Linked DNA regions of Homo sapiens: region 2 is linked to region 1. A link is a loop called in an ENCODE intact Hi-C map of the cell type or tissue named here. Cell type or tissue: CD4-positive, alpha-beta T cell. All regions are shown on one strand. Links, peaks and the distances in the headings refer to the core of each region. The heading gives the core; the rest is flanking DNA.

Region 1 (5,380 bases), core at 58-5,057:
TTTTTTTTCCCGTGAGTTTCAGTCTGGGCTTGAGTAGAAAGGTCCATCTCTGACAGGATTCCCTAAGGAATGAGTCATCCCAGCATTTTCCCTGGAGGGAATGAAATGCATTTTTACCACCCCCAGAATGTGCCCCCTTAGTCTCCTCAGTCCTGTAATGTGAATTCACCAGGCCTTAACTTTTCCTGTCGGAGGGACCGCCCTCCTTGGAGCCCGATTATGCCCTTCCCACGTGACCATGGGTAGTGCTGACTCAGGATGGGGGATGAATATCTCTCCTCCCGTACCCGATCCCAGGCAGGTATGAATGGGCCTCTTTCATGCTTTCACCCTTTAGCCTCTTCTGTCCCCTTATTAATATTACTAACCATGGAACCAGACACTCCCCGATGAGCCTCCAAGGCCCTCCCTGGAGCTTTTCTTGCCTGCTCTGCCCTGGGATTAGACAGGACAAGGCCAAACATGTGGTTTTGCCCAGGGACCAAGAGAAGCATGTTAGTCTACATAGCATGCTTTCCTTCCTTCCACTGTAATGTTTGTTATTAATACAGTTTGGGGTTTGGTTATTCTTTTTCGAGCTTCGATCATGTTTAATTCTAGTAATATAAGTATGTAGAGCTCTTAGGGCTTTGGGGAAAAAGACACGCCGGTTTCACTTAGAAAGTCGATTCTGTTGCTGACAATGTGCACTCAGGACAAACATTGCTTGTATCTTGTGGCTCAAGGATAGAAACAGCTACTTCCTGCCCCTTTCCCAGATTGGCCCAGGGCAAGGCCCTGTGTTGATGACTAATGGACAGGTGGCTGTCTTCTCCTCCACGAATCCCACAAGAAAGACAAGGGCACAGCTAGTGAGGATACAAAAGCTGCTGGTGAGCTCGCACTTAAATAGAGCCTGCTTCCACTTAACCGTGTCTGGGGCTTCTTGGCTGCCTTCCTTGGGAAGTAGGCGGCCCAGTTGGGTTGGCTGTGATCACAGACCAGGCCTGCACAGCATCGAACTGAAGCTATGCAGCCTGGGAGGAAGAGGCTACTGAGCAGTGGCAAAAATACAGATTGGACTTTTCCGTGCCTGCCCAAAGTCCTCTTTGGTTTGCGGGGTAGCAGCCACGTCTGTTTTCCGCTGTTTAAGCAGGTATTCTCATTTACCAAAAAGGCGTCATAGAATCCCTTAGAAGTGCACAGCTCTTGTGGTAGGGTTATAGTCTTGCTGAAATTTAAAACCTTCTCTAATTGCATCCACATGTTTCAAAGTGTGGTCAATTTTGTGCTTCCAGCATTTGAGTTTTCTCCTTAGCGTCCTGAACAGATGAGAGCTAGGGAGTCTAAAATTTGAAGTCCAAAGGAGCCCCCCTCCACCCCCACAAAGATTGTAACAGTTCTCCGAGTCCTTGCTCAAATCCTGACCCTCCATACGGCCTTTCCTGAATACTTATGTTCATATTGATTTCTCCTGAAATTCTCCATGTAGCATCTGTATTCTGGATTACTGAGTTTCACACACAGTCACATGCTGATTTGTTTGTGGGGCGAATATTTGGTAAAGATCAACAATTCAAAACTCTTAACTAGGGTGATTATACTGTAGGTGGCAAGGTCTGGAAAACCCTTCAGATCACTCTATACACAAAAAGCTTGACATGTGATCAATGGAAAGTGCATGGCTCAGGGTGACCCAGATTATGCCGCGGGAAAAAATAACCTCAAGTCTTCATCTGCAACCTGAAAACAAGAAGGGTATTTTTCTTTCTCGTGTTCATGTCCAGCACGAGTTTGCAGGGCGTGTGGCTCCTGATCCACATGGAGGGGACAGTTGCCATCTTGCATATTGCCACTTATTGACCAGAGAGAGGCTTCTGCAGGGTCTCACATGAATAAAGCTAAATACTTTGGCCCTAAAGGTGACACTTCTGCACAAAACTCATTTCGCCAAACTAACTTCTGGTCCCTGCAGGAATAAATTGCCAGTGTCTGTTTTTTTTTTAAAAAAAAAAAAAAAAACAAAACACATTCATAAACTTCTGGAGAGTGGGGACTCAGATTCTATTTCTTACAAACCTACTTTCTTCTCTGTAGCTGTGGCTCACAGTAGAGATTCAATGAGTATTTTGACAAAGAATGTCTCTAAATCTAAAATATGCTGTGCCCAATTAGGGAATTTTTAATAAACATTCAGGGCGACCCCTAGTGGCTCTTCAGCGCAGAGACCATAAGTTCCTCCCCAGGCACCTAATTATATGTTAGGACAAAAACTATGAAGGAATACATACACATCTTACAGTGTCGTCAGCCCTTTTTACACTCCTCAAGAACATAAGAGATCATTCCTAAATACACCATCACAGGAACATCACTTTCCTGTAAATTATTTTATCCTAAATGCCAGATGTTATGTTAGTCCCAAAGGAAGGGGGGGGTAAGAAAGGGAATCAAGGGAGAGAAATTATTTTTGAAGTGTCCACATTTTTGCGAACAGTTCTTTCAAAGTGTATAGTTTACTTAAGATTTAGAAAATACTCATTGCGTTTTTTCCTTTTTACTTTTTTTTAAACCAAATTCTTGTTTATCAGAGATAGAAAATATCAATTTCTAAAAGAAAAAGCCAAGAGCAAGTGTTGCCACGAGTCTGGACTGATGGAGGGGATACTGGCCTTGGATCACCTCACACGCCTGACTTTCCCCCCACCTCCCCGTCAGGCCTTAATACCCCAACTACTCCTGGCAAACATTTTTCATAATTGCACTTTAATAATTTCGGCTGGGCATGGTGGTCATGCCTGTAATCCCAGCACTTTGAGAGGCCGAGACAGGTGGATCAGTTGAGGCCAAGGTTCAAGACCAGCCTGGCCAATATGGTGAAACCCCATCTCTACTAAAAATACAAAAATTAGCCAGGCGTGGTGGTGCATGCCTTTAATCCGAGCCACTCGGGAGGCTGAGGTGGGAGCGTCGCTTGAACCTGGGAGGCGGAGGTTGCAGTGAGCTGAGATTGTGCCACTGCACTCCAGCCTGGGTGACAAAGCAAGACGCCGTCTCAAAAACAAACAAACAAAAAAACAAACAAACAAAAAAAACACTTTAGTGGCTTGGTCAGTCTCACGCACTAGAATGGAAATCCCATCATTGAAAAACAGGAACCTTGTCAGCCTGGCTTGTCTGTGCCCCCTTGGCCCCTCCCAGGCCTGGGTCGCTCCAGAAATCTCTGTGGGATGGCTGTGTGAAGGGATGGATGGAGGAGTGAGTGCCATGCTCTTGGGTGTGTGCTTCTGTGATCCCACAAGGAAATGCATGTTGAAGAAATACTAAAAATACAAAACATGCCTTCTAACGCTGGCATCCCCTGTTATCACCCGTGAGCGGAGGTTGGCACTGGGAGGACCCACTCTTTCTGCTCTTTTCAGGAGGCTATTACTTGACAAGCGCATATGGAGCACTTTCTCTGATAAAGAATTTCCAAGAAGAACAAGCAGCGCGACTGCTCAGCTCAGAAACCAGAGACACCCTGAGGCAGTGGCACAAACGGAGAACCACCAACCGGACCATCCCCTCTGTGGACGACTTCCAGGTGTGCAGCTGGCCACCCCTTTGCTTCCTTCGTCCTCCAGGAATGCGGAGCTGGCTCACCCAGCACATCCCAGCTCAGAGGTCCCCACTGTGTTGAATTATTTGGCAGGAAAGGGATATCTCAAACCACCCTCTGGCCTTGTTACACTGATCTGTTTTCTTTACATTTATATACGCATGGGATACTTGGCCCAAGTTTTGCTGTCTTTAAGAAAACCAAGTTGAATTAAGGCAGAATCTCTGCCCAATCAAGCAGACGATAAGTCAAAAAGGAGGAGGAAGCACTTGGCACAGACGTTGGAGATTTTGTTTCATCAGGAAACAGCCGCTGTGTTACGCGATGCAATTGGCCTAGTTTCTCTTTGGGAAGAGGGAGAGGAACAGCGATGTCTCCTTCCCTTTTCTCTCGCCCACTCTCCAAAACAGAAGACCCCAGAATCTCAGCAGCAGCAGCAACAGCTATGGCAGCCGTCCACGGCGCAGAGTGACCAGGCGAGCATCTGAGCGAGTCCTGCTCAGGTTCCCTGGCCAGGGCTTTTCCTGACCGTGAGCTGCTGCTTGGGAATGTGGGACTCCCAGTGAGCTTGTTTCTTAGAATGGACAGGTGGGTTAGGGCTATAGAAATCTTTACCCAAGGCCAGGCATCAGGGCTCACGCCTGTAATCCCAGCACTTTGGGAGGCCAAGGTGGGCAGATCACCTGAGGTCAGGAATTCGAGACCAGCCTGGCCAACACGGTGAAACCCTGTCTCTACTAAAAATACAAAAATTAGCTGGGTGTAGTGGCAGGCACCTGTAATCCCAGCTACTTGGGAGGCTGAGGCAGGAGAATCGCTTGAACCCAGGAGATGGAGGTTGCAGTGAGCCGAGATCACGCCACTGCACTCCAGCCTGGACAACAGAGTGAGACTTAGTCTCAAAAAAGAAACAAAGAAATCCTTACCCAACACAATTCCTGATTTGCTCATTGTCTATGAAATAATGAGTGAGTTGGCAAATGTCTGCAAATAATATTTTGAAGGTTTTAAATTAAATGATAAAACCTTCCTGTGGTTTGTTTCTATGTTCCCCATGATGAGTTTCCAAGCAGGGATGTGGAAAGCAAGACAGATTTGTCTACACATCCAGATTCACCTGCTTTTTTTTTTTTCTTAAGACAGAGTCTCGCTCTGTCACCCAGGCTGGAGTGCAGTGGTGGCACGATCTCTGCTCACTGCAACCTCCACCTCCCAGGTTCAAACGATTCTCCTGCCTCAGCCTCCGGAGTAGCTGGGACTACAGGTGCTCACCACCACACCTGGCTAATTTATTTTGTATTTTTAGTAGAGATGGGATTTCACCGTGGTGGCCAGGCTGGACTCAAACTCCTGGCCTCAACTGATCCACCCGCCTCAGCTTCCCAAAGTGCTGGGATTACAGGCGTGAGCCACTGCGCCTGGCCATTTTTTTTTTTTATAAGAGCTCTGAAAATAGAGGGTCAGATGAGGTGGCTCATGCCTGTAATCCCAGCACCTTAGAGGCTAAGGCAGGAAGATCGCTTGAGGCCAGGAGTTGGAGACCAGCCTTGGCAACAAAGTGAGACTCCATCTCGACAAAACAACCACAACAAAAAATTTTCAAGTTAGGTAGGCGTAGTGGTGCACACCTGTAGTCCCAGCTACTCAGGAGGCTAAAGTGGGAGGATCCGTTGAGCCCAGGAGTTTGAGGCTACAGTGAGCCATGATCACACCACTGCACTCCAGCCTGGGCAGCAGAATGAGACCCTGTATCAAAAACAAACAAACAAAAAGGCAAGCCCATCTTTGAAAGCCAAGATC
Region 2 (5,380 bases), core at 131-5,130, 1.6 Mb before region 1:
AAATTATCCAGGTGTGGTGGCTTGTGCCTGTGCTCCCAGCTACTCAGTAGATTGAGGGAAGAGGATCACTTGAACCCAGGAGGTCAAGGCTGCAGTGTGCCATGATTGTGCCACCGCACTCCAGCCTGGGTGACAAAGTGAGATCCTATCTCAAAAGAAAGAAAGAAAGAAAATGAAGGTACACCAAACTTATGGGACGCAGTGAAAGCAAAGCTCAAACAGAAATTTATAGCAGCAAATGTTCACATTCTGAAGAAAGATCTCAAAATCATCACCCTAATCTTTGACCTTAAACGAGGAAAAGAAGAGCAAAGTCAACTTAAAGTAAGAAGAAAGAAGGAAATCATGATGAGAGTGGAATTTAGTGAAATACAGAATATAAAAATAATAGAAAATCAATAAAACCAAAAGTTGGTTCTTGGAAAAGATCAATGAAATTGATAAACCTTTAGTAAGATTGACCAAAAAAAGTGACATCTCAAGTTACTAGAATTAGAAATGAAATAGGAGATGTTATCACCAACTTTATTGAAATAAAAAAGATTATAAAAGAGTATCACAAACAACTGTATGCTAATAAATTAATCAGATGAAATAGATAAATATCTGGAAAAACACAAACTACCAAAACTGATTCAACAAGAAATAGAAAATCTGAACAGACCTATAAAAAGTAAAGAGTAATCAGAATTGCCCACTAGACAAACATCAGATCCAGATAGCTTCACAGGTAATTTACCAAAATTTAAATAATAGTTAATACCAATTCTTCATAACCACTTCAAAAAAAAAGAAGTGTTTCTATAAGGCTACCATTATCCTGATACCAAAATCAGACAGACAGTAGAAGGAAAGAAGAAAACTGCAGACTAATATCTCTTATAAATATAGACACAAAAGTCTTCAAGAAAATACTAGCAAACTGTCTTAGTCCATTTGTGCTGCTATAAACAAAATACTTGAGACTGGGTAATTTATAAAGAACAGGAATTTATTTCTCACATTCTGGAAGCTAGAAGTCCAAAATAAAGGTCCCTGCAGGTTAGGTGTCTGGGGAGGGCCTGGTCTCTCTGCTTCCAAAATGGTGCCTCGTTGCTGCATCCTCCAAAGGAGGGCAACGTTGTGTCCTCACATGGAGGGAGGGCCAAAGGACAAAAAGGGGCCTTAACTCATTCCCTCCAGCCCTTTCATAAGGCACTGATCTATTCATGAGGGCTCCATCCTCATGATCAATTTCCAAAACGTCCCGCCACTTAATACCACCACAATAGAGATTAAATTTCAAAATGAAATTTGAAGCATGTAGCTGGGACCACAGGCATGCACCACCACAAATGACTGCTTTAAAAAAAAAATTGTAGAGACAGGGTCTCACTTTGTTGGCCAGACTAGACTCAAGAGATCCTCCAGCCTTGGCCTCCCAAAGTGCTGGGATTGCAGGCATGAGTCACCACAACTGGCCCAAATTATAGACTTAAAAATAGTCAAAATGGTGAATTTTATGTTATTTAAATTTTACAATTAAAAAAAGGGATAATGGCAGATAGCAATAGCACTGTGCACTAACAACATGCCGTCACGACAAAAGAAACCCACATGCGCCATGTGACTGAGGAACTAGACTACAGGGCTATGAGCTAAAACATCAGAATACTGAAAGTTTAAGAAGGAGCTTACAGGAAGAGCTTCTTTTTCCAATACAAAGAAAATTACTTGAAAAAGAGGAAAAGAAAGAAACTTACTTCTTACACATACAAATAAATCTAAAAGGAAGAGAAAATGAAATGTTCTTTCACAGAAAGAGTGAATTCCCTCCCGACCAGAAGAAAGGGCATCCTCCCCCTTACCTCTTCCTGGGCTGATGGCTGTCAGGAGGGGTTTATGGTCACTCATTTTCTCCTGCCTCTGCTTTTGAGAGGCTAGTTCCTGTTCCTTTTTTGCTAGCAGCTTGCCAGATGGGTAGAAGAGGCCAACAGTCTGTGTTCCTATGTCCCTCTTAGTCCCAACATCAGATCTGGGCAAAGGAATATTCAGGGACTGCCAGGCACATCGGGGCCATGCGTGAGGCAGAAGACATTTTTAAAATTAGAATATAATTTAATCAATCTTGCATTTTACTTATAGAAAACAACTCTAATCAGAATAAAAAGTATCTCAAGAAAAGTGTACTTGGAACTAATAGGGTTTTCCAGCCTTTGCCTCATCTTCCTTGCTCCTGTCTTTCTCAGCAACTTCCAGCCTGATCCAGGATTAGCCATTTATTATCTAAAAGTCAGCAAATCAAGGGGTGTTTGCCGGCCTGCTTGATGCCTGGAAGATATCTATCCTTTTCAGCTCTGTAATCCAATAGAGCATAGACTTCACTACTAATCCACACTCAGCCACTGGTCACCAACATTTTCTCTAACATACTTTCCTGCATCTAAACCTGGGGACCTGAGAGGACTACCATGAAAGGTTGTGCGTTGCACAACGTCACTGCATTCAAAGTAGTACCATTCATATGGTGAACATCATATATTTGCATATGTATTAGGGTAATTTTTCTAGTAGAGAAACCAGTATATTACAAGCAATTTCCAATAGATGGCAGTCAAGTGTCTTGAGAAAAGAACACCTTTGTTTCATTTGCACAAAGGAATAAGGGCTAGTGGCAGTTTAGGATTTAAATCTTTCAAACTGGGTTAAGAAAGCCATGAACGGCTGGGCATGGTGGCTCATGCCTGTAATCTCAGCACTTTGGGAGGCCACGGTGGGTGGATCACGAGGTAAGGAGTTCGAGATCAGCCCGACCAACATGGTGAAACCCCATCTCTACTAAAAATACAAAAATTAGCCGGGCATGGTGGCACGGGCCTGTAATCCTAGCTACTCAGGAGACTGAGGCAGAAGAATTGCTTGAACCTGGGAGGCAGAGGTTGCAGTGAGCCAAAATTGCACCATTGCACTCCAGCCTGAGCAACACAGCGAGACTCTGTCTCAAAAAAAAAAGGTCATGAACTCCCTAAAACTGCATACAAAGTGCTGAGTGTATCCTCTAATAATGATCAATCTTTAACTTCTTATAATAAAGAGATAAGAAGAAACATGGAAAGTCTTTATCCAGCTTAGAGAAATGTATAAAATTATAAAAATCTAACACAAAGCCAGTTGTTAGAGCTTAAGTACTTCTGAAAATAACCTGGTGAGATTTGTCCTCAAACTATGCCCAGCTGTTATAAATTACAAAAGCAATCTTATATACCCTAAGCTTTCTAAAATATAAAAAAGGGGAAGGAAAAGTTCTCAGAATGCTACATAAGAAATTCAAGAGAAGTGCATTCTGTCTCATGTATTTTAAAGCCACTAAAGTGGCATTATGTCTACGGCCTTGCAAATGCAATTAAAATCTAAATTGACTGCATTTATTTACACACCTAGTTGAAATTCCATGTGAAAGTTCTAAAAGTTTTGGGTCTCTTCCCCGGGTTGATTCACAGGGTGGAGCACACACATTCAGAGTTACAGCCTCTTCCTGGGTACCAGTTCTTACTACAGGGGAGGCCTCACCTCAGAAAAAGGGCGAGGTTCCTCAGCAGCTAGAGCCAGGCTTCTGTCCAAGCTAAGTTTCACTAGGGACTTCACACAAATACCACAGGAGCCACAGAATCGGGCAGACAGGTGATTGCTGGCCCCACATTTAGGGCAAACAGAACAGCCAGCAGGAATGCCGAGCTAGAGGATAGAAAATATCTTGATGAATATTAGAGTTATAATTTCCTCATGTAAATTATTCTCATACCATACAAATTAACATATGCCCAGACTCTCTGACCCAGCCATTCTACCTTCCAGAATTTATCCTACAGATGGACAAGTACAGAAAGAAGTGTACTCCAGGTCAACCCCTAAAACACTGTGGTTTTAAAAGAAATCACTGAAAACAACACACATGTCCAGCAATAGGGATGGTCTAAATATAACACAGTACATACATACAAACAATGGATTATGAAGTCACTGAAAAGAATGAGGAGGTTACTAACAAGACACCTTGCTAGGTGAAAATAATTGGGTCAGTGTTCATAGCACCAGTTTACTTATACATGCATTGAATAGCTGAAAGAACATCTCAAGAACTGGATCTGAGCAATTGCTTCTGAGAGGAGAACTGTGGGACTTAGAGAGAGAGGAGACTAACCCTTCACTCTAAAACTTTTTTGTTATTTGCATGCGATACTTAAATAAATACATAGTCTTGAGTGTTTTATTATAAAGGCAGGCAGACATAATTCATTTTAAAAAATGCCAGTAGTCAATAAACGAGTGAAAAGGTTTAACCTCAAAGAAATGCAAGTCAAAACAGTCATCAGAGATGGCTCTCAGTGTAAGATAATTAATTATCTCTATCTCCAGATTCTTAGGTTATAGGTACCAGTAGCGAAATCACAAGAAGTGATTTCTGCAAGGCCATGGAAGAAGTGCCTGGCTCTCTCCAGGCCAGTGGTGAGGTGCTCAGTATACAGAATCTCAGTTTTAAAATACCCACCATGGCTCCACACCAGCCGCAGAAGGACGCCTCCCAGAGATTCCAGCGACCACATCTGTAGCAGGAAATGGTCCCCCCTTTCTGAGTGGGCGGAGGAGGGGCTTTATCCCCACTGCACATCGACTGGTGAATGAAATGGCATTTAAAGGCAGGATCAGTACTATATTCTCTAATCCCCCTCCCAATTCAAAAAAGATAAAAAATTCCCAGACAAGATGAGCCCCGGAAATAGTGTTTTTTTTGTTTTGTTTTGTTTTGTTTTTTTCCCAAAGGAGTACAGCTATGATGAGTTTCACCAATTAATAAATTAGTACATAGAGCTCACATTCCTTCATGGAGATAACAGAAAGTCAATGAAACTGGTACCTTGCACATCTTAATATTTTTCAATATCTTTAATATCAGGGATAGCAAGCCCTACTGTTGATTTAACAGAACAATATTAATGAAGGAAGAAGAGAGCTAAGCTACCTGAGCGGTCATGATTGAGGCTTATCTTCTATCCTTTGGAGTTTTGGTTTCCATAGAAAAATGTGACTTCATTTCCCATTCTTGACACATGAGAACAATTATTTTATATTGGGGACAGAGGCAGAATTGTTTTGTGAGAATTCCTGGGACTATGTTAGGTAAACCTATATTTGAATCTGTTGCTTCCTCACTATTGCCTGGTAGGAGACTTGCTCACTTCCCAAATGGGAGTGACAGCACAGTGGCTGCTACCTGACCACCCACCATGTGCAGGCTCCATTCCCACACTGCCCTGCACCCTCACGTCAGTCCCACTGTAGACCTGGGAGGTGGGTGCTGTCATTGTCCCCATCTTACAGAGGGAGAGCTTGGGGACACAGA

The links. A loop is a pair of places that touch in the nucleus more often than their neighbours do. Peaks named below come from ENCODE experiments on the same cell type or tissue, not always from the same donor. Only the 100,000 strongest peaks of a DNase experiment are listed, where the experiment ranks them.
Region 2: it touches region 1 in a loop (30-fold over the local background); 3 of 110 quality-filtered maps call a loop at or near these places.

Annotation. Positions count from the first base shown.
Region 1 is chr20:19,993,278-19,998,657 of GRCh38, forward strand. RIN2 (Ras and Rab interactor 2) reads left to right here. Exons shown (of 13, transcript NM_018993.4): 12 at 3,402-3,565. Among named protein-coding and RNA genes, the nearest start is that of NAA20, 21 kb to the right of the region's middle. RefSeq lists an enhancer at 1-599. In CD4-positive, alpha-beta T cell, for the core only: CTCF peaks have their summits at 2,197 (motif pointing left) and 2,396; a DNase peak (open chromatin) is centred at 2,194.
Region 2 is chr20:18,410,799-18,416,178 of GRCh38, forward strand. DZANK1 (double zinc ribbon and ankyrin repeat domains 1) reads right to left here. Exons shown (of 21, transcript NM_001367614.1): 11 at 4,529-4,651; 12 at 3,550-3,714; 13 at 1,848-2,055. Among named protein-coding and RNA genes, the nearest start is that of LINC00851, 34 kb to the left of the region's middle. RefSeq lists an enhancer at 1,784-1,833 and a silencer at 2,704-2,753. In CD4-positive, alpha-beta T cell, for the core only: CTCF peaks have their summits at 2,586 (motif pointing right) and 2,787; a DNase peak (open chromatin) is centred at 2,563.